Linked DNA regions of Homo sapiens: regions 1 and 2 are each linked to region 3. Evidence: chromatin loops called from intact Hi-C (ENCODE). Cell type or tissue: CD14-positive monocyte. All regions are shown on one strand.

Region 1 (8,000 bases), 54 kb before region 3:
GGTATTATTAAGTTACCAGTTGTTTTAAAAAGTAAATGTTAAGGAGGTGTGAGGAGAAGGAATATATTTTATAAAATATTACAATAAAGCACAGGATTGACCATTGACTAATGGGTGTTTTAGTGTATTGTTAGAAATATGGAAAGGGTAGTTAAGGAAATTACCAACCAGCAGCAGAAACTGTGAACTCACCAAACCGAGATTTCAATGTAGATTTCGTCTTTTTTATGTGGCCATAAAGACAGAATTAGAGTTTGGATAGAAAGTAATCCAAAGATGTTCCACATCTGGTTGTTTACATTCATTTGTTGGGTTTACATCTTAACATGTTCAAAGGAAGACATACAAGTGACCCAGAAACATATTTTAAAAAAGCACAACATCACTAATCATCAGAGAAATGCAAATTAAAACCACAGTGAGATATCATCTTACACTAGCCAGAATGGCCATGATTAAAAAGCCAAAAATCCAACAAGTGCTGATGAGGATACAGCAGAAAGGGAACACTTATATACTGTTGGTGGGAATGTAAATTAGTACAACCTCTATGGAAAACAGTATGGAGATTTCTTAAAGAACTAAAAATAGAACTACCATTTGATCCAGCAATCCCACTACTAAGTATCTACCCAAAGGAAAATAAATCATTATACTAAAAAGACAACTGCACTCATATGTTTATCACAGTACTATTCATAATAGTAAAGTTATGTAATCAACCTAAGTATTTATCAATGGATGATTTGACAAAGAGAATATCATATTATATATACATATATATTACGTCTCAGCCATAGAAAAGAATGAAATTATGTCTTTTGCTCAACAAGGATTGAACTAGAGGCCATTGTCCTAAGTGAAATAACTCAGAAACAGAAAGTCAAATACTGCATGTTCTCACTTCTAAGCGGGAACCAAACAATGGGTACACATGAACATACAGAGTGGAATAATAGACACTGGAGACTGTAAAGGTGGGAGGGTGGGAGGAGGATAGGGTTGAAATATTACCTATTGGGTACAATGTTCACTATTTGGATGACAGGTACACTAAAAGCCCAGACTTCCCCACTATGCAATATATTTATGTAACAAAACTGAACTTGTATCTTCTAAATCTAAATAAATACATACATAAAACCCTAAAAAAACACTAAGTAAACTAAGAAAAGATGGAAATTTCCTTGACCTGATAAAGGATATTTATGAAATTCTTATAGTTAATATAATGCTTAGTGGTGAAAGACTAACCGTATTCCCTTCAAGATTGGACTCAGGGCAAAGATGTACCCTCTTAATGTTGTAATAGAAGTCCTAGCCTATGAAATAGGGCAAGAAAATGAAATAAAGAATATAATGTTTGTTGATGTAGAAAATTCTAAGGAACGTATAAGCAACCACTAGAACTAATAAGCAAATTTAACAATATTACAGGATACATGGCCAATACTCCACAATCGTCCTTTTATGTACTAGCAGCAAACAATTGAAAAATTTTTAAAAATCCACTTACAATAGCAATTAGAAATATGTAAAATACTTACAAATAAATTAAATAAAACCATACAAAATTTCTACACTAAAAATTACAAAACATTGTTGAGATAAATTAAGGAAAACCCAAATAAATGAAGATATATACTATGTTCATGGATTAGAAGACCCAAATGAACATGAGAAAGAAAAAGACAATTGAAAGATTTACCCTATCTGAATTCAAAATGTGCTAAAGTTAATCAAGATAGTATATGGTATTGGCATAAGGTCTAACAAATATCAATGGAACAGAATAGAGAGCTCGGAAACAGACTCACACTTACACACTCAATTAATTTTCAACAGACGCACCAAAGTAATTATACTGGGGGCAAAGGAAAATTTTTTTTAACAAAAGGTGCTGAAACAATTGGATATTCAAATGGAAAAGTTTATGCAAAAGGAATCTGAATGTTCATCAATGCTTTTGTCTGGTATGGTAATCTGATGTGTTATCCTTTCCTATTTACATATTGGTAATGTAGTATCAGCTAATCAAAGCACTGTTTCCACTAATATAGTGATATTTCTACTGCAGGGGTACTCTTTTTCTTCTTATAAAAATAATCCTTTTAAATTATAAAAGCAACAGATTTTCACCAACAACAGCTCCAAAAATAACATATCAAGTAAAAATAAAAATAAAAATAAATTCCTTGTCATCACACAACCCAGAAATCACCAAAAGTGACATTTTGAGGTAGTCTTCCCAAAATAGTTTCTTTTGCCCACAGTATATTACTCTAGTGGTCTTCCTAATCTTCTGAATATGATGTCATAAAATTTGTATAATCTCACACAAGAACCATAGGAGACAGGGGAAAAAAACATTTGGATAATGCATTTTTCAACCTAATATTAACTTGCATGTAATTTTTTTCAAGACTTCTTGAGATTCAGTTACTTTTGTATTCATGTACTATGGCAATATTAGCTTTCATTTCATGATTTCTGCATTTTCATTTACTGAAGACATAAATTCTAATTTTAAGTTATATCCGAATTGTACTTCCAATAGACATCTATTTCTGAAGTATCTGCCAAACTTATAATGACTGTTCTTTTATGAAAATAACTCTATTCCCAATCCCCTATCCAAAATGTAACTTTAATGTTAAACAAGCATGACTCAAGGAATTAATTATGAAACAAATTTGTTTTTGTCATCTACTGTCACATTAAGTTTATTGTGCATGCTCCTTTCTTCCCTTGCCCCTGATGAAATTTAGGGCAAGTCACAAAACTGAACATTTCCACATTATGGTTAAAACCACAGAAGCAGTCTCTGGGCAACCAAATTTATAGTAGATAATCAGTTCCATGGCCACAGTTGATTGTTCAAGTTCTGGCAATCTGATTTAACTTGGGCAATTAGGCTCTCACCCAAGAATTTCTAAATTAAGTCCAAGAGTAAAGTTTGTCTCTTCATGTGTCCTGCAGCCATAGCCCACTTTGTAGCCTGAAGACCAGAGAAAGGAAGTCTTTAAGGAGAAAGAAGATAGGAGAAGATGCAAAAAGGAGAAGCAAAGATGTACAAACGTACTTCCTGGATTCTGTCAGCTGTCAGTTGTTGGTTTCACTTCCTTCCAGAACTCCAGTTTCATTCCTGCCTTTTGATTCTGTGAAACCCCTCAATCATTATAATGATTAATAATACCCAACTGCAGGTCGGGCATGGTGGCTTACGCCTGTAATCCCAGCACTTTGGAAGGCCAAGGAGGGCGGATCATGAGGTCAGGAGTTCGAGACCAGCCTGGCCAACATGGTGAAACTCTGTCTCTACTAAAAATACAAAAAATTGGCCAGGCATGGTGGTGCGTGCCTATAGTCCCAGCTACTTGGGAGGCTGAGGCAGGAGAATCACTTGAACCCGGGAGGCGGAGGTTGCAGTGAGCCGAGATTGTGCCACTGCACTCTGGCCTGGGTGACAGAGGAAGACTCTGTCTCAAAAATAATAATAATAATACCCAAATCCCAACCTTTCTTTTTTTTTTTTGGTCAAGTTGAGTTTCTGTTAAAAAGGCTCAAATAATACAAAAATTAATGTGGCTTGTGGGAGGTTTTCTCCTACAAACAACCAACCAGCCTTAATCATGGTCCATATACTTTTGGCTTCACCCATGGTGATAGCCCCTCTTTTATCTATTCCCTCAATCTGAGGGTACATTTTATTTTATTTATTTTTAATAATTTCAACTTTTATTTCAGATTCAGGGGGTATAAATGCAGCCTTGTTACATGGGTGTATTGCATGGTACTCAGGTTTGGGGTATGGATGATTCCATCACCAAGGTAGTCAGCATAGTATCCGATGGGTAATTTTTCAACCCATGCTCCATTACCTCTTCCCTCTAGAGGTCTCCAGTATGTACTATTCCCATCTTTATGTTGATGTGTACTCAATGTTTAGCTCTCAGTTATAAGTGAGAACATGTAGTATTTGGTTTTCTGTTCCTGCATTCACTTTCTTAAGATAATGGCCACCAGCTGCAGCCATGCTGCTGCAAAGGACATGATTTTATTATTTTTTACAGCTACACAATATTTCCTGGTATATATGTGCCACATTTTATTTATCCAGTCCACCATCAATGTGCATCTAGGTTGATTCTACGTCTTCGCTATTGTGAATACTGCTGTGATGAACATATGAGTGCACGTGTCTGTTTTGTAGAATGATTTCTTTTCCTTTGGGTATATATCCGGTAATGGAATTGTTGAGTCAAATGGTAGTTCTGTTTTAAGTTCTTTAAGAAATCTCCAAACTGTCTTCCATAGTGGCTGGACTAATTTACATTTCCATCAACAGCGTGTAAGCAATTACCTTTTCTCCACAGCCTCACCAGCATCTGTTATTTTTTGACTTTTTAATAGCCATTCTGAATGGTGTAAGATGGTATCTCACTGTGCTTTTGATTTGCATTTCTCTGATAATTAGTGATGATGAGCATTTTTTCATATGTTTGTTGGCCACTTATATGTCTTCTTCTGATAAGTGTCTGTTTATGTCCTTTGCCCATTTTTTAATGAGGTTACTTGTTTTATTTCTTGTTGAGTTGTTTTAAGTTCCTTACAGATTCTGGATAGAGTCCATTTTAGCTGTAAACTTCTGGTGCTTCCTGCGCACTCACCAAAGTGCTGAACCTAGAACTACTTAGACCATTTCTGCTCTCATAAAAGTTCAGTGTCAAACTTTTATGTATATTTTCCTGACTAGAGAGAGTAGATTGTCAGAAAATGATTATGATTTGACATTCAGTGACTTCTGTAGATTCTTTTTTTTTTTTTTGAGACGGAGTCTCATTCTGTCGTCTAGGCTGGAGTGCAGTGGTGCAAGCTCAACTCGCTGCAACCTCTGCCTCCCAGGTTCAAGCAATTCTCCTGCCTCAGCCTCCCCAAGTAGCTGGGACTACAGGCGCCCGCCACTACGCCTGGCTAATTTTTGTATTTTAGTAGAGACAGGGTTTCACCATGTTGGTCAGGCTGGTCTCAAACTTCCGACTTCAGGTGATCCACCCGCCTCTGCCTCACAAAGTGCTGGGATTATAGGTGTGAGCTACTGTGCCCAGCCTTTCAGATTCATTTTCAAAAAGTTCTAATTCCTTCTTGTTATTCACGGAAAAGAAATCAGGTTTTGTTTGCCTTACTATTATTTACAATATAGACAATAGTTTTAATACTGTGGGAATGAAGCACTTGAGTATTTTTTGTCTTTTGAATGTCAGTGAGTTCTATTTTCAGAAATTTGGCATGGGTTCAGCATAAATTTATGTGACATATATTTAGTGATTAAGACAAAAAGAATAGCACTCACTGACATTGCTAAATAAAAATTTTCCAGTACTACCAATATAATTTATCTTGTTTATTATAGCTTTAAGAATTTTTCTAGAAAACTGAAGATAGCAGAGAATTAACACAACTCTAAAATATCCTGAAAACTAATTTTTGCTTATATGATTGAGAAAATTATCTTCACATTTCACATTGCAGACTCTGTCTACCTTCAGTGAAATATTTTTGGCTTAGAAAACTAGTGTCTAGAACACATTAGGTTTCAGAAACAGTTTTTTGGCACTTCTGTAAGAAACTCCACTCAACTTATTGTGAAATTGTATTAAGTAAATTAAGTGAAAATTGTTTAGTAAGTATTCAATATTGTGTTAGGTGGTATAGCTATTAAGGGAAAAAAAGATGAGTTGTGGCCTTTGCCCTCACTTGTCTGATAAAATAGTTGAGAAGAGACGTAAAGCAACAATTAATAAAACAGGACAGCTCAGAGTAATGTGTATGCTGATTTTTAGAAGTTCTGAGATGAGAGAGAGAAAGATGGAGCAAATATAAACATAGAAGCTAAGAACAGAGGACACGGAGAGAGCAAGTTCATCCTGCATTTCTGACCACTTTTCTGTTATTCTTTCCTTGAGGCTCCACTGAAATGAATGAAACCTGAAATGGTAGAGAAAACTGCATAGAAGAGGTGAGATTTGATCTGGGGCCTGATGGAAGAGGCAAGATTGGAGAGGATAAAGGGTTGAGTGGATAACATAAGTCACAGCACAGAAATGAGAATATGCTCAGTTTTGCAGAGAAGCAATGCCTAACTAGAGTACAAGTGCATATTGAAGCCATGGGAAATTATACTGGGTGAAGATGGTGGATAAAGAGATGTCAGAGGAGTGTAAACATGAAGCAGCAGAACATAGGGAATGGCTGAGCACAGGGAATAAAAGAATTAAAATTGGGTTTGGAGAGATTAGTTGGTCAAGGTTATGCAAGACACACTGGAAGGGTGGAGACTGGCATCAAGCCAGTTAACTAGGGCATTGCTGTAGTGTTCCTTCCATGAGACAGCAAGGACTTGGGCCAGGACATGTGTGTCAGTGCATATGGTGAGACAGGATGAAAGCTTTTCAAGGAAGAAAAATACCTGGCTTGAGCATGCTGGGCTAGAGATGATGGTAGGACTTCTTGTCTAGCAGGAGTTTGAAGGTATGAGGCTGGAGCTTAGGGGAGAGGGCAGCAGGGAGAAACAGACTGACACAGAAGGGAGAGCCAATGGCATAGAAGTTACAACTGAAACTGAGAATGGAAGAGATTTCAGAAAGAAAGAATGTGAAGGGAAGGACAGAGAAATGTGAGTTGGGAAGCACCCACATTTAGGACATAGGATGAGTAAGATGAGCAAGCGCAAGAGGGAACACCCGGTCTGGAGTGTGAGACTCAGAGTGTGGCCAGAGAACCAAGGGAGCAGAGTGCTAAGGAGGAGGATGTCACCACTAGGGCAGGAAGAAGCTGGATGATCCAGAAGGTGAGGTCCTTTAGGAGAAGAGTTTCAATGGCAATCTGGGACTGGAAACGGGATCACATGGATGAAGGAGGAGCAGCAAGGCGATGGGCCAGTGGTCACATCAAATAGTGAAGCAGTTATGATGACAGGCTCTGATGGTCACAGTACCTGAATCCTGGTTCCACCCAAACTGTACAACTTAACGAGTAGAAGTGTATCTAAGTCCCAGTGCACTGGGTTGAATATGGTCCCCCAAATTCATGTCCTTCCCAGATCAGAATGTGACCTTCTTTCGCAGTAGGGTCATTACAGACATAACTAGTTAAAATGAGGTTATAATGGAGAAGGGTGGCTCCATAATCCAATATGACTGGTGTCCTTATAAGAAGAGGAGAGAGACACAGAGAGAGACATGCACAGGGAAGACACCCAGCGTGATGACAGAGGTAGAGACTGAGGTTATGCAGTTGCAAGCCAAGGAACGCTAAGGACTGCCGGCAACACCAGAAACTAAGAAAAAGGCACAGAACAGAGTCTCCCTTGAGGCTTCAGAAGGGGCTTGCCAACACCTTGATTTTGGACTACCAGCCTCTAGGTCTATGAGAAAATAAATTTCTGCTATTGTAAGCCACCAGTTTATAGTATTTTATTATGGCAGCATCAGGAAACTAATATACTCATCCTTAAAGTGAGGAGAATAACACTTTGCTCATAGGGAGGATTAATATAACATGAAAAATGCTTAACACAGTGTCTGCCCCATAGAAAGAACTCAGTTAAAGCCAGGTGCGGTGGCTCACACCTGTAATCCCAACCACTAGGAAGGCTGAGGCAGGAAGATTGCTTGAGGCCAGGAGTTCGAGACCAGCCTGGGCAACAGAGCGGGACCCCATCGCTAGGGGAAAAAAACGGAACTCAGTTAAATGTTGGCAATATACTGTGTTATTCTTTGAAGAATTTTTATTGTAAGGGAAAGGAAAAAGTGATCTTAGATGAGTCAGGTAAACAATAAAGTGAATGTTGTTTTCAATTTTGTTTCTCTTTTAATAGGAGTTATTTGTGTATATTTAAACACAGAAAATAAATAAGATCTCCAAGGAGAGGAAAATAGCTAAAGAATTGGGAGATGATATGATATCTTCATCGAAGACCAAATCTGGTGCAAATGAAA
Region 2 (8,000 bases), 620 kb before region 3:
GCAGCCTTCGATCTCCCAGGCTTAAGCAATCCTCCCACCTCAGCCTCCCAAGTAGGTAGGACTACAGGTGCATGCCACCACACCCAACGGATTTTTGTAATTTTCGTAGAGACAGGGATTTGACATGTTGGCTAGGCTGGTCTTGAACTCTTGGACTCAAGCAATCTGTCACCTCAGCCTCCCAAAGTGCTGGGATTATAGGCATGAGCCACATGCCCAGCCAGAGGATAATTTTTTTTTTAAGATTTTGAATTTTGCCTTCATCTACTTTCTTGGAGAGGTCTCCAGAATCAGGAAGGAGTCAGGAGGATAGTTCCTTCCTAGCTCAGTGCCCGGCATATAGACACACTCCATAAGTATTTGTCAAGGGAATGGAGTAAGAAACTTAGAAAACCCAACATTTAAGACTGGGCATGGTGGCTTATGCCTGTAATCCCAGAACTTTGGGAGGCCAAGGCAGGAAGATTGCTTGAGCTTAGGAGTTCAAGACCAGCCTGGGCAACATAGTGAGACCCTGTCTCTACAAAAATTACAAAAACATTAGCCAGGCATGGTGGCGTGTCCCTGTGTTCCCAGCTACTCTGGAGGCTGACATGGGGGTGGTTGAGCTTGGCAGGATGAGGCTGCAGTGAGCTGTGATCGTGCCACTGCATTCCAGCCTGGGTGACAAAGCAAGACCCTGTCTCAAAAGAAACAAACAAAAAGAAAACCCAACATTTAATGATGAAACTCTGCTTGATTCGCTATTTAAGCATTTATATGTAGTCACAAATAAATATTTATTATCAGTTGAGTTATCCATTCTTAACTGCATTAATCTATACAAAAGATATTTAGTAGTTCCCATCAAACTGAGTAATTCAACAGTAAAGATAGTCTTTAAATTGTCATACTCTTAGCACTTAATAAACATCGGTAAACAAAGTACTTGCCTTGGGAAAGCGCTGTAAAAACCACAGAGGATCTTTTGGTAGATTCTGTTCTTGCTCAGGAAAGACTGTTGGCCTTTATCATTGTTTACCACAGGGTGTCACTTCAGAGCAAGGTTTCAAAAAATGCCTTAACTTAGGGGAGCTTGGCTGTTAACCATAGGTCTGGCATTAAACATTGTTTTTAACAGAAGTTTTGTAAGTTGAAAAATACAACACAGATGCCAAACATACGTTCACTGAAACTTGTGCCCAGTCGGCTACCCAAGATAAGTTCAGAAGCTCCTCAGATTGTACCTGTCTTCACTTTTCTTGGAAATGAAGAAAGCCGGGTTCTTGTGAGAGCAGGAGCACACCCCCTCTGCAGCCACCAACACATACACATGGATTTCACATTCTTTTAAGATGACTTGACTGCGTTTGTGTTTATTTTTGAGGTGTTCTGTGTATGTAGTTTTAACTCTGTTATGAAAATGTTGAAACGTGCTAGTGAAAAGTGGCATACAGTTACCATGGAAACAAAACTGAGCCAAGGACATCACTTAGTACCTGCAGCCTCTCCTGATGAAGTGCTGGTTCTTGTGCAGGAGCCTGTGCTCTCTGGAGAGCCATGCCTTTGGTAAAGGTAAAGAACTTCACGAGCACTGCCACTTCGAAGAAGGTTTCTAAAAGTCTAGTGATTTCCATGTCCCTGAAGCCATCCAACTGGATGATCCCTTGTTAGTAGGTTCACAAATTCCGCATAATTCATTCAAAGGGTGACCAGGTTATTTACACGATGTTCCTGGATTTCTCTCTTTGGTGGATGTAACTAGTGTCTGTGCTGACAGATGCCTTGCTTTGCCCCAGGTATGCATGGGGGTGGAACATTGAAATTCAAGGACAAACTTTGGGCTATTGCTACAAATTTGCCACCAAGAAAAAAAAAAAAAGTTCCAGAAGGGGCAGAACAGGTAGTAAGGAAAAGAAACGTGGTGATTGTTGATCAGTGCCTAATTGAGGCTAGGTGGAATCCTTTTTAAGTGGTTTCTTTTGGCCCTGACTGCGGTATAGACACCACAGAAGATGCAAGCATGAATGTTGTTTGCCTTGAGGCTGAAAGAAAAGGATAGAGTTGTAATTGGGTTCTTTTTTTTTATTTTTAAAAATCTTTGCCCTTGAAATGACGGGATCCCCCCAGAAAATATCCATCCAAACCCTTCAAACAAATGGACACACCTAAGTCTAAGTGCAATGAGAAGAAAAGAGGTACTAGCTCCTATAAGATGCCTCTCACAGATAAGAGTATTTCTTAATGTGTTTCTTTTCTTTTTTTATTACAGAGAGGCCAGATACTGGCTGTTTCTTTTCTAAGTTCTGCAGAATGGGAATGTGATCTCTAATGAATTTTTCAGTTTATGAAAGTACTATTATAGAATACTAATTAGGGTGTCCCATGAGGTCTGTCCTTAATAGTTATTACTAGTTACTATTATTACTAGTTTAATCCTTTTTGCTTTGAGATCATCCTTTTTCTTTCTCAATTGGTATTTCTTACCTCTCATTTATAATTTTCTTTTTTTCCAAATTCATATATTTATAGATTCCTCCAAAAGGTAGTTTTATCAGATCTTAAAGTGCTAAATATATTAACTGCTATTTGTCTTAAAGTGTTAAATGTATTAATTGCTATTTGTCTATTAATAAAGGCAGTTTCTTTTCCTTACTTCCTGTTCTGCCCCTTCTGGAACTTTTTTTTTTCTTAGTGGCAAATTTGTAGCAATAGCCCAAAGCATGGCCACTATAGCAAATATGTAGTGGCTATTTAGGTCTCTAAAGCTTGTGATGTTTCTCTACCTCTACCCTCACCACTAGGAGAATTAGAATAAGAGAACTGAAATAAACTCTTATCTGTTGTATTGAGATCTCCATTGGGCATATCAGGTGTTTTATTTGTAGGAGCTTGGGTATTCTGCAGCATTCATCTATTCATTTGTTGAACAAATGTTTATTGAGTGTCTACTATGTGCCAGACACTTCTGTAGGTGTCAGGGATATGGTAGTGAAGAAAAAAAATGCCTGCCCTCACTGGGCCTTACCCTCTAGTGTGGGAGACAGATGATGGACAAGTAAAACATGTAGTATGTTGTATGTGATAAAGGCTGAGAAGAAAATTAAGCTGGGAAGAGAGTGTGAAGAGTTGGGAGGCTACATTGAAATTTAAGGTTAGATGGATGGAGAAATCCTTGGTGCAGATCTATGGGGATGTGCTCTGGTCAGAGGTCAGAGGAGTCTCAAGTGCAAAGGCCTTGAGGTAAGACCGTGCCTGGGATGTCCAAGGAACTACAAGGAGACCAGGATATCAGGAGCAGAGTGGAGGAAGGGTCACTTCGTCTTTACCTCTCACTATCTGCCAGCCGCATCGCCCTGCCTCTCGCACATAGTAACGTCCACATATTCATGGAATGAATTAGTGAAATTGAATTCCAGAACTTTCAGAGAGAAAAACCAACAGCAACTAGACAGGCATGTGACAAAAGAGAAGTCAGATGATGTCACAACTAAAGGTACAGTGCGGGGGAGAGAGTGGTTTTAAGTGGGAGGGATAGACTCGAGTGGGGTTTGAAGTAAAGATGTCAAATACTTGGAGACACAAGTTGGCCGCTTGAGAGAGCTCAGGCAAGAGAGAGATTTGGAAGTGACAATTGAAGGTGAAGGATTGACGATTTCCTCTAGGGAGATGGCTTTGGGCAGGAACTCAGAGAGGGAGGGATTCATTCCATAGGCAGAACCTTGAGGATGGAGGAGAAGCGGGCAGCAAAGAAAAGGAGGAGTTGAGCATAAAGCCAGGGCTCTGTGAACCATGGTGGTGCCATTGATAAGATGATGAGGACCAGACATGTCTGGGATAAAAGTGAACATCAGAATAGAAAATATTTAGTGTTATGCTGAATTGAAATGGGAATCTATGTTCGAGTCTCTCAAAATCACTTGAGCTGTGAGGAGGCAAGATGGCCTCGTTTATGACGTAGCCTTCAGCATAGCGCCGATGTGCCCGTGTCACCAGCAGATGGCGCGCTCCGGGGTGTGAGCTGAAGCACTTCCAAAGGCCCATCTGCCTGGAAACCTTGCTGTCTTGCTATTTAGCTCAGAGCCCTGGAAGCGTTGCTTTTGATGTCTACCATTACTGCTTAACTTAGGAACGCTCTGCCTAGTGAGGGGTCTGTGCTAAGCAGAGTGTTCCTAAATGTAACTGAGCTCATCAAAGGGATGCCTGTTCCCATGTTCAGGTATCAGTAGACATCGTGCTTCGATACTTGGTTTGTGCCTAGTCGATGCACCGAATGATAACTCATTAGCAACAGGCAGGGGACAAGTTTCAGATGGTACTCTTCACAGTAAGACATTAACTGCCAAAAAATGAACAAGATAATTTCGGGTCAAAAGGAAATGTGCTCTGTTTGCCTGTAGACATACCAGAAGGTAGTTTTGCTAAGTCACAACAATCAAGATTGGAAGAAGAGGTTGCTCCGGGATCCCCTTTCTCAATAACAGAAGAAAGAGAGTTGCCAGGTAACATCATGCACCCAGCCAATGGTTCAAGTAGGAGTGGGATAAATGGGTCAGCACAGGATGTAACAACATGAATCACAAGGGAGGTATAGTTTTAAGATCATAGTAGCTACAAAATCCTAAAAACTAAGCTTTTGTGCTTTTGGAGACAAATAAGTTGTTGCACAAATTATAGATAAAAGCAAGTGCCATTATCCCCTAGCATTTTTATTTCTTCCTCGTAACTCTTCCTTCTGGGAATTTTCAGGGCCCAAGGGTTCCTAAAGTTATAGGTCTCTGATATGGTTGATAGTTATCAACCAAATTTTTGTGTGAGAAATATCTATACCGATTAAGAAGAATGATCTGGAATGTCTGCATGTTTGAGGCTGGCCTTCTGGACAAATGGTACCATGCATTTTGAAACAAAGGGCTCCAATGCAACAGATTTGAAAGCATTGATTCCAGACAGCCTGGATTTGAATCCAGGAGCTGCTGGTATGAGCATGCAAGACTTATGCAAGCTCTGTTAAATGGGAATCCTGACAGTACCTACTTCACACAATTTTTGTGAGACTTAATTGATGCTTGCAAATCCCTCAGAACAGCACCAGACCCCTTGCAAGCCCTCTGAAGACTGGCACCCAGAAGCAGTTACACCAGAGAAATACCCTAGCTATATGTCCTCCTTAGAACCTATTACAACACCTTGGCCTGCTTCTTAGACAAAATGTCAGTTGCCCCGATTTAAAGTGCTGGGAAGATATAGAAGAAATGAGCACTTTCCAGAGAGCGAGGTCATGTCCAGGCAGTCAGCGGGGCTTCCATGGTTCGCATCTGTGCTTCCAAATAACTCATCCTCTGGGCAACTGATGAATTGAGCAAGTCTACTTTGAACACTTTGTTAGTTTTATTCCATGTTTTGTTTTTGTTTTCCAGAAGGAATTTCCACTTCATCCCTAGAAGTTGTGCCAGAGAACTTGAACGGTTCTGCCATTCTCCCAACCTTTGAAAACTTCACTAAAAAACGGAAAAGAAAATATGAGGTAGTAGTCCACAAAACTTAAAAAACTAGAGCGTTATGAATCTGGAGGACATTATGCTAAGTGAAATAAGCCAGACAGTACCACATGGTCTCACTTATATTGAAATCTAAAAAAAGTTGAACTCAGAAACAGGGAGGAGAAGGGTGGTTACCAGGGGTCAGGGTTAGAGGAAATGGGAGATGTTGGATGGGGCATACAAACTTTCAGTTACAAGTTAATAAGTTCTGGAGACCTAACATACAGCATGGTGACTATAGTTAGTAATAATGTACTGTATACTTGAAATTCGCTAAGAGAGTATATCTTAAGTATTCCTACCACCCCCCAAGAAGGTAACTGTGTGAAGTAATGAATATGTTAATTTGCTTGATTGTGGTAATCATTAAAAAATCTTTTTTTAAGTAGAGATGAGGTCTCACTATGTTGCCTAGGCTGGTCTCAAACACCTGGGCTCAAGTGATCCACCTGCCTCGGCCTCCCAAAGTGCTGAGATTACAGGTGTAAGCCACCAAGCTTGGCCCGTGGTAATCATTTCACAGTTTATATGTATATCAATCATGTGTATACCTTGAATACATAACACTTTTGTTTTTAGTTTTTTAGAGATAGGATCTTGTTCTGTTGCCAAGGCTGGAGTGCAGCAGTGAAATCATAGTTCACTCTAACCTTGAACTCTTGGGCTCAAGTGATCCTCCCACCTAAGCCTCCCATGTAGCTGGGACTACAGGTGCATGCCACCACACCTGGCTAATTTTTTAAAATTTTTTGTAGAGATAGGGTCTTTCTATGTTGCCCAGTATGGTCTTACACTTCTGGCCTAAGGTGATCCTCCTGCTTCAGCCTCCCAAACTGCTGAGATTACAGGTGTGAGCCACTGTACCTGGCCTGATTTTTATTTGTCAATTATACTTCAACAAAGCTGAAAAAGAGGAAAGAAGGAAAAGGTAGTTCATTATGAATTTAAAGTAACAAGTTCATATTACTTATCAATGCTGTTGTTGACCTTCATATGTGAAAGTGCTTCTAAGTGTTTGGGGAGGGGTATTTGTCTTAGCTGTGGTCACTGATTTCAGTCTTCGTGAATTGTGGTTTGTATTTATAAGACAGCTATTCCATGTCCATTTGCCCCAGTGGGACCAAGTGGACCTATGTGTAAATCAGACTGATAGTTTGGTTTCATTGGTAGCATTTTCAGACAACTGAACTACCAGAAAGCAATGATTTGGTCACAGTGATAGACAAGGAGGAGGGGAAGGATGGAACCAAGTGGGCTAGAGAGGAGTCTGGGGCCGGGCATGGTGATTCATGCCTGTGGATCCCAGCACTTTGGGAGGCCAAGGGGGGAGAATCGCTTGAGGCCAGGAGTTCAAGATCAGCCCGTGCAACATAGTGAGACCCTGTCTCTACAAAAAATGTTTTTAAAAATTAGCCAGACATGGTGACATACACATGTAGTCCCAGCTACTCAGGAAGCTGAGGTAAGAGAATCCCTTGAGTCCAGCAGTTCAAGGTTACAGTGAGCTATGATCATGCCGCTGTGCTCCAGCCTAGGCAACAGAGCAAGACCATGTCTCTATTTTTTTTAAAAAAGAGCAATCTGAGACAAAGACGGAGGTGGACTGTGGGTTGGTGGCCGGCTGAGTGGTGGCAGACCTTTGAGACACTGTGCATACAGCCCATCCCAAAATCTTGTCTACAAGATGAATATTGGAACCATTTCAGTCTTTTCCTTTTTTGTCCTGTTACTTATAATCCCAAATGACTTATTTATTAGTACATTTGAGAAAAGTATATTACTCTAACCAACATTCATTTAATTAACTTAGATCTCCAGAGTCTTATTTTCTGTGATACCAATGTAAGCCAATTAGTAATAGAAATTTATTCATAGTATTCATTGTGTGTATTGGTAGTATATTAGGCCATTCTTGAATTGCTATAAATAAATACCCGAGACTGGATAATTTATTTTTTTTTAAAAAAAGAGGTTTAATTAGCTCAAGGTTCTGCAGGCCATACAGGAAGCATGGCACTGGCATCTGCTTGGCTTCTGGGGAGGCCTCAGGGAGTTTTACTCATGGTGGAAGGCCAAGGGGGAGCAGGCGTGTCACATAGGGAGAGCAGGAGCAAGGGGCGGGGAGGTGCCACACACTTTCAAACAGCCAGGTGTCATGACTCGCTGTTGTGAGGATGGCACCAAGCCATGAGGAATCCGCCCCCGTGACCCGAACGCCTCCCACCAGGCCTCACTTCCAGTATCGGGGATTACATTTCAATATGAGATTTGGGTGGGGGCAAATATGCAAACTATATCAGGTAGCATGAGTGTAAATTTTTCTATTTCAACTTGTTCTGTATTGGTCCTGAACCTGGGGTAATACCTGACAGGTGTATAGGATGATGCCTGATCACACTTGCTTAGCACTCACATTTGCTATGAATATTATTACATGCTGGCAGCATCTTTTTAACACAAAGCATGCACTCAACTTAT
Region 3 (8,000 bases):
ATTATCAAAACTAATTCTTGCCTTAACCTTGTTCTATTTTTTTTTCTGTTTTTCCACCCATAGCTCTTTGTGCCTCTTCACCCTTAACCTTTATCATATGCTTGCTTTTTTTTTTTTTTCTTTTTCCATTTTAGAGATAGAGTCTGGCTCTGCTGCCCAGGCTGGAATGCAGTGACACACTCATACCTTACTGTACCCTTGAACTTCTGAGCTCCAGTGATCCTCCCAACTCAGCCTCCTGAGTCGCTAGGACCACAGGCTATCATTTGCTTTCTGTCAGGAAATACACAGGGCAGATCACATCACTTTTCATTGGAATGCTCATCTGCAGGCACTTGATGTTGTGTATCAGTGTTTTCTGTCTGCTGATGACTCTCCTGTTCCCCTTCGTTCTTGTAGTTTTGTATATTTTACTCACCTTCAGATCATCTTGGCAGTATTGCTTTCTCCACTTCATTTGGGATCTTTCCTTATTTCTAATTGATCATGTTTGCCACTGTTGACAGTGGCAGATCCGCATGCGTTATTTATTTCAAGAACCCTATCCCACTTCTCTGCATGCCTGCATATATTAGCCTCATAAATCACCAAGAAAATAAAGATCTTAATGTACTCTTTCAACTAGCTGTTGTTCAGCAAGACACCCTAAGGAGAGTGAAAACTAAAGAACAAACTGGGGTAAGATATTTGTTAAAATAATATATAACTTCATATAATTGTAAAAAGATTAATATCTAGACTATATATTTTTTAAAAACCCTGTGACTCAAGTTATAAAAAGACAACCCGGTAGAAAAGTGAATAAAGGACTTAAGCATTTCATAGAAGTAGAAACCCTAATGGCTAATAATATGTGAAGAGAAACTCAATCACATTAATTGCCAAGGATTTGTAAATTAATCAGATAGATAATATCTCTTACCCACTAGATTGGCAAAAAAAATTAAAAAACAAAAAAGGATGTCACCTGCCTCTGAGGATATGGAGTAACTGAAATACACATTGGTACAGCTAATTTAGAAAAATAATTTGGCACTATCTAGTCAAGTTGAAAAGGCCCATACCATAGGGCTGAGCAGTTCTGGTTTTACCCGTGGGTCATGGAGAAACTCTTGACTGCATGTGTGTGCTAGGGGTCGTAGACAAGAACATTCACAGGAGCAGTGTTTGGGATTGTAAAGGACTGAAAACAAAGACATGTTGTTGGCCATAGAATGGATAAATAAATTGTGGTATATTCATACTTGGAATTCTGTATGGCAGTGAAAATGAATAAGTTATAGCTGCATACAAGGAATATAGTTATTTCCTACTATATTCCATAATATATTTATGCCCTGCTATTTTAAATCAAGAGTTTATTTAACTTTTTCATTGTATACCAATATTTTTATTTGATAAATAGGATTGAAAGATATCCTGGCATTTAAAATGAAATATCTTTCATATCCTGACATTTAAGATGAAAGTTTCTTGGAATTTTAGGGGTGTTTTAGGCAAGTTAGGTATAGAAGTTAAGTTAGAGTTTAAAAATTTTATTACGTGAGTAATATATGATTATATTCATTATGTAAAACTCAAAACATTATAGATAGAGCAAAGCCCCTTTTGACCAACACTCTCAAACTAGTGCTCTTCTCAGAAGTAAGCCCTATTTTCAGTTTGGTATGTATCCGCCAGATATTTGTTGATGCATTACATTCATTCATACATATTTACATACATACCGCATACATACACACATACATATGTATGTATGTACTAGTAGAGAATATGTATTGTTTTATGTTTTATTTTCTTTGTTACCTAAATGATATATCTAAGTTATTTTTATTTCAGTTCATACAAATCTATATTTTCCTTTTGAAATTGTATGGGTTCATGGTATGGACTTCATATAGTTTATCTCCAACTGATGGTGGACATTTGTTTTGTTTTTGTTTGATTACAGAAATGCTGTATTGATTGTGTGTGTTTATGCATGTATATATGTGTGTTTATATTCTAAATATTAATCATCAGTTTGTTTTGCATATAGCAAATATTTTTCCAGTCTGTTCATTGATGTGAAACCTTTATGGGTTTTACCCTTTTTTTGTGGTCTTAAGATCTCTTTTCCTAGGATCATAAACATAATTCTCTTACATTTTAAAGTTTAGATGTGTACTTTTGTTTTTAACATTTAGTTATTTAATCCATCTGAAATTTATTTTGGGGAATGGTGTGAAGCAGGGACCTAAATTTATTTTTTTGAAATGGCTACCAGTCATTCCAACACCATTTATTGAATGGTGAATCACTGATTGGAATTATCTTTATCCTTTACTACTATGACGACTACTAGCCAAAATTTGTTGAGTACATACTAGGATCGTCCACTGTTTTAAGCACTTGACAAGTGTCATCTCTTAATCTTCGTGCCCACCTATTTTACAGTGGAGGAAGCAAGGCATGGGAGGCTGTGATTGTCCAGTGTAACACAGTTGCTAAGTAGTGGAGCTTGGATTTTAATCCAGGAGCCTGGCTCTACAACCCATGCTCCTCACCTTATGTAAGCATGCAACGTTTGAATTGACACAGTTGTTTGCCATTTCGCAGGCAGCCTGAGCTAGTAATTGCTTCGATTTTCCCCTTGCTGTGGATCATGATTGAAAACTTAGTATCAGAGGGATGGAGGCTAAAATGTGGTTTTTAAAATGGAAGATAGTCATATAAATCTAGGATGAATCCAAAGAGAAAGAGTATTACTCTAGTTTATTTTAACATAATTTCTGATAACAAAGGTGTAGGATACTTAATATTTTTAAAGAATGTCATCTAATCCTAAAATTTGGATATGTGACCAATTATACAAGTGATTTCATTGTTTGGTTAAGTAAATGTTGGTGCTACTAGGAGTTTTGAGATGCTTATTAGCTACTTTATCATTCTCTGAATTCTTCGTTCTCATTTTCACTTAGTATAAATATGAAGTGATAGAATGATTTTGGGATTTATAGCCAGACTAACCTGGATTGAAAAATCCCGGCTCTTGTACTTGCTGTATTTCCTGGGGCTAGTAACTGAACCTCTCTGAACCTCTGTTTTTTTCATCTTTAAATTAGGTGATAATACTGAGGGGGTGGTATGATATTTAAATATGATAATATTTGTAAAGTTCCTGCAAAATACATAGTATATGGTAAGTACACTATTTTAATTTCCTTTTATTTTAAAACATGTATATGAAAGTCCTTGGCTTAGGTTAGTAATTTGCTTTTCCTGTTTACATCTCTTACAGAGCAATACAATAACTTTTATTTGGAAGATTTTGAGTGAAGTACAAATAATTAATCTTTAGCTAATTTTTTTCTAAGTTGACAAGTAAAAATTATATTCTAATTTTCATGAGTAGGTTTCCGTCTTAATTGTAATTGTCAATTCAGTATTTTCAGATAACTTCTCGTCTTTGTCTTATGTTCTTTTATCTAACCATTTTAGGATATATAGACAGTTTTTCTAGAAAAAGAGTTTTCAGGCCATCTCCATCTGTGGGATGGCATATTATAATTTAAATGTTTCCTCCTTTATGGTTCCTAAATGTACTTTTAAAGTTAGCCGCTTAGATACCACATCATTATGGATGGTCTGTGAAGATCAGATGTTGAATCAGATGAGCACTGAGGTTCCTCATACACTGAGATTCTCCCGTTCTCAGAAGTGTACATTACCTAAGGAACCTCACTAGAATAGATGTCAGGTTCATTTTCCATTCTTATTAGACGTCAAGATACTAGTCTCCAAATAACTTAGAGTCGGATGGTTTATTTAAAAAGCAAGAACTATTTTGTATGGTAGATTGTGAGATGGATTAGTCAGGTATTATATTTTACATGATATTTAAGAATTCATATTATTCAGAAAAGATACCTTTAATATTAAAATATTTATTAATAATTTAGAAATTACATTAAATTATGTTATTTTTCTGCATTATCACTTGTAATTATCAGTATGTTATACTGTATGTTTACAAAAATGCTAAAGAGGTCTAGTTAATTGAATGCCCAGGTGAGAGGTTGCAATAATGAATTATTCATTGTTTATGAACATATTTGCTATCAAGTATGCAGCATATACCATAAATATATATCTTTTGGTTGAATAGAAAAGTCTGTTTTTCAAATAAGTGGCTAAGTGTATTATGGTAAGTTGTAACTTTCACCAATCACAGGGAAACTTTTTCATAGAAAGTGGATAAAATGAGAAAAAAATGATGACTTATGTTTTGATGAAATGAAAAGAGCTCTTAAGGTGCAGCATGCAGTGTGTTATAAAACGAGTGACTGTATCCCTTCATTTTTCTCCCGTTTCTCCTTAGGTGCAGCAGTAGCGGGCATTTACAGAGTAGCTGGGAAGAACATGGCCCCTTTGGAAGCGCTGGTATGGGGCGTTGGACAGACTGTACTGACATTAATCATCTCCTTTTCAAGGATCCTCGCTACACTTTGAGGTTTCTGTGGGAATGTCTTACTTCACATAAGGAAACAGATGTACAGATTCCCTGAAAACGGCATTGTTAACAAGTGGAAATGAAATTGTGCAAGAATGTGGACTGAGCAGGTCAAAGCATAAGGAAGACCTTGAGCTGTGTGGAAGGATTGCCCTCTGGTGTTCAAGTGATTGCACTACCGCACTGCACCTTATGTGCCTCTGTCTCAGGCAAGGTGCATTAAGACACTATGTAAAGTTACAAGAAAAAGCACCTTGTTTAGCTGCCTATCAGGTTAACATTGGTGTTGAAATCATCGTTCCTAACAGTGTTATGTTAAGTTACAGGGACGTTTTGAGGTATTGATATATGTGCCAAACTCTTTTCTTTTTGTTAACATTGATCATGTGACAATTTGCAAGTGTAGATGTAGCTGAGTGCTGTGAACATATTTGACATGAATTCAGGTAATGTACTAAGATTTTTGTTCGGTAACACTAAATCCCGTATGAGTGCTAAATACTGAATTGTTTAATATGAGAGAAATTATTTGGTTTTTAATGTTGCGCGTTTCTGGGATTTAGGGCTTCAATATGTTTAGGTATTATTGTTATTTAATTGATGTGGAAGATAAGTCTTCTTAACTGAAGACTAGCTCAACTGTTTTAAGAACTCAGAGTAGCTCTATAGGGTGCATACTTTTCACCAACTTAAGTAACACCCTTTTAATAGCTTCTCTCATGCATCCATATTCTGTTTATACAAATTCAGAAACTTGAAGGGTCATACACATTGATTGTAGTTTGTGCGTCATAAAAATGTAATTTGAAGATTTTCTTAAAAATTTTTGTAAGAAAAAAGTCTGAAATGCATGTTGCATTCTTTGACCCTTCTAAAGAAAGTTTTTGCCTTGTATCTCATGGACAAAACATCTTTATAACTAGTATCTCAGTGGGATTGTATTACGTGTTGCATATATCTTGATTTTTGACAAAACATAAACAGTCTTTCATTCTGGAGTATTAACTGTTTTTAGAGACTGGCCTAAATTAGGCTCTGGAAATAAAGACCTCATTTGTAGAAATAAGTAACAAGTAAGTTATATAGGAAGAGTAATGAACTATTTTACTTTGGACATGTGGCAACATCATAATTTTGCTAAGTAAAAATTGGGGAATATAGTAGATAATTTTAAAATTTGGCAATTAGTCTCAGCATATCAATGCAGTACTGAGCGTGTATTAGAGTAATTCAGTTGTTCAGTTCTTGATTTATGATATGAAGTTATGATTTAAGTTTAGTAGAAGAATCTGTGAGGGCATATAGCAAAAGTGGAAATGTCCTTTATATAAAACATTTTAAGAGGTTCTGGCAATACGTAATTGTAAGAGTATAGGAAGTAGGGTTGAACTGGTCTCCTAATGAGATTTTTTTTGGCACCAGATACAATTATAATGTGCTAACTCAAAGGAGACATTGCAGAGAATATGAAGTTAAGGATAATCCAAAAATAACCTGGTAGCCTTGCTGTTTAATCCAATTTGCTATAAAAGTAGGCCTTTGTTATATTACATTCAAATTTAAGAACTTTGTTACCCATACCACTTTTTCTCTATCCAGAAGCAGAGTATATCCACAACTTACCAATGAGAAGTTGGAGAGGCAGTACTTTTCTCAGTATGGAAGCCAATTTGGGAGATTTACTAACACTGGCTTGGAAATTTGTTTTAAAAAAATAATAAGCAACTATGCATGGATCTTTGAAGTAAATCTTAAAATTGATTATTTTTATTATGTACAGGCCTGAAATTGTTTTCATGTGTTCTTTATATTCCTGATGTTTTTACAAATTAAATTTAGGCATAACTTTTCCAAGTCAATCTGATTTTTTCTTTTCTGCCAGACTTGAATTGTGTTCTTCTTTTACTTTGGCTATTCTGTCAATAATTTAAAGCATTCGTATTCTTCCAGAGGAATTACCAATAGCATGTGGAAATTGTTTCAGATCTCCAGAATGAATACTTATTTTAACATATGTTTATTTTATGATTTAAGAAAGTTATGGTAAAGTAATATGGAGCATGATTCATAATCCAAAATTAACAAGAAAATAACTTGGATACATTAAATGTACTAATGTGTGGACCAAAGAGATTTAAACTATTGTTTTTACTCTAGAATGAAAGTATAATTGAACGGTTAATAATTAGTTTGTAGAGTGTCCTGCAGTTATTATCAAGTTGCTTTACATTATCAATTGTGTGTGTATGTGTATACTTTTAATTTTAGGGGTTATTTTTGGTTTCTTTGCTGTTTTCAGTTATTTCCATTGAGATTTTGTGCAACTGTCTCTCTTTTGATGTTTTGAGATGCAGTTGAATAGTTTGAGTTTGTGAATTGTCTTAATAGCTATTTATATGCTGAAATTTTTAAAAAGTTAGTAGCTTTCCTATAGACACAAGAAATGTTTAATGATATATATACACACACGTATATATCATTATATAGGTATATAGAGAGCTGCTATATATGAATACAGTCTACTTGGAAAGCTTTTTTTCAGTGAACACTTTCATGTTCTAGTGGAAAATTTGTTCAGTGTAATGATCTTTTAAATAGGTTTGAGGATGTTTGAAAATTTTGAATTTTGGGAAAATTTTCTTCACTTAATAGAGCTGGAGACCCTTGTTTGGGACATGACAAAAGTCCTTATTGATGTATTTGGGTTATATACTTTGTTAAAATTCGTATGTGATTTAGCAGTACATTTTCTTCGTGACAAATGCAAGAAGGGAGGGAGGATCCTCTATAGTGGACACTCCTTTATTTAAAAAATGTTTAATAAAATATTGTTTATAGTGAAATCAGCTCCCCAAAGAAGGAACTCCTACATGCCCAAACTAATTACAGTTGAACATACTGATTAAAAATGCCATAGATCACAGCTAGTCAGGAGGCCTCAAATAAACTGCAAATAATGCTTAAAACTTTAAAAGAAGGAGAACCAGCAGTCTTCCGAACCATGGGACAGTTCCAAGGTAATAGCCTACCTTGCCTAGGATAAGTGAAGTCCTAAATGATGGCTATCTTCAGGGCCTGGAGCAGAATTATTCTTTAGATCTTAATGTTTACCAAACAGTGTTACAGTTTGTTACCCAATATACTTTCTTAGTATTTGCAGCATACATTTCACTGCTCAAAAAAGTATAAGGGTTTTGTTTGTACTTTAAATGAGAGAAATAAAGAAATGAGTTGGCCTGTATATCTTGTATTTGTGATATGAGCAACGGGATAATTTGAAATCACAGAATGTTGTGGGAAAGGTCTTTAAAGAACCTCTAATGAAGAAAATGTGGCTGCCACATTGATGTACCTAGGCTGCCACTCATACAGCAAATAATTCTATTTTGTAAACACTTCGTGTGGATCCACTATGTAAAGTGCTCTACCAAGTATTTTCTCTAGTAAGAAGTACAAGAATTACCAAGATGGAATTCTTTACCTTGAGTACACCAAGAGCTAGCAAGAT

What was found. A loop is a pair of places that touch in the nucleus more often than their neighbours do. Peaks named below come from ENCODE experiments on the same cell type or tissue, not always from the same donor. Only the 100,000 strongest peaks of a DNase experiment are listed, where the experiment ranks them.
Region 1: a loop joins it to region 3, with 2.6 times the contacts of the local background. A loop is called at or near these places in 4 of 110 quality-filtered maps.
Region 2: it touches region 3 in a loop (5-fold over the local background); 29 of 110 quality-filtered maps call a loop at or near these places.

The regions. Positions count from the first base shown.
Region 1 is chr6:11,516,665-11,524,664 of GRCh38, forward strand. LOC105374928 (a long non-coding RNA gene) reads left to right here. Exons shown (of 5, transcript NR_187824.1): 5 at 5,967-7,460. Among named protein-coding and RNA genes, the nearest start is that of TMEM170B, 17 kb to the right of the region's middle. In CD14-positive monocyte, no CTCF peak of the experiment used is centred here; DNase peaks (open chromatin) are centred at 2,767, 3,107, 6,367 and 6,747; H3K4me3 peaks cover 3,563 bases; H3K27ac peaks cover 6,230 bases.
Region 2 is chr6:10,950,737-10,958,736 of GRCh38, forward strand. It overlaps SYCP2L (synaptonemal complex protein 2 like), which reads left to right. Exons shown (of 30, transcript NM_001040274.3): 24 at 4,380-4,481; 25 at 5,400-5,506. It overlaps LOC101928191 (a long non-coding RNA gene), which reads right to left and starts at 3,353. Exons shown (of 3, transcript NR_125851.1): 1 at 3,309-3,353; 2 at 933-1,645. RefSeq lists enhancers at 3,800-4,094, 3,852-3,901. In CD14-positive monocyte, CTCF peaks have their summits at 3,988 (motif pointing right) and 4,189; a DNase peak (open chromatin) is centred at 3,965.
Region 3 is chr6:11,571,071-11,579,070 of GRCh38, forward strand. TMEM170B (transmembrane protein 170B) reads left to right here. Exons shown (of 3, transcript NM_001100829.3): 3 at 4,361-8,000. The coding sequence ends at 4,491. Among named protein-coding and RNA genes, the nearest start is that of TMEM170B, 37 kb to the left of the region's middle. In CD14-positive monocyte, CTCF peaks have their summits at 4,659 (motif pointing left) and 4,859; a DNase peak (open chromatin) is centred at 4,641; H3K4me3 peaks cover 703 bases; H3K27ac peaks cover 4,286 bases.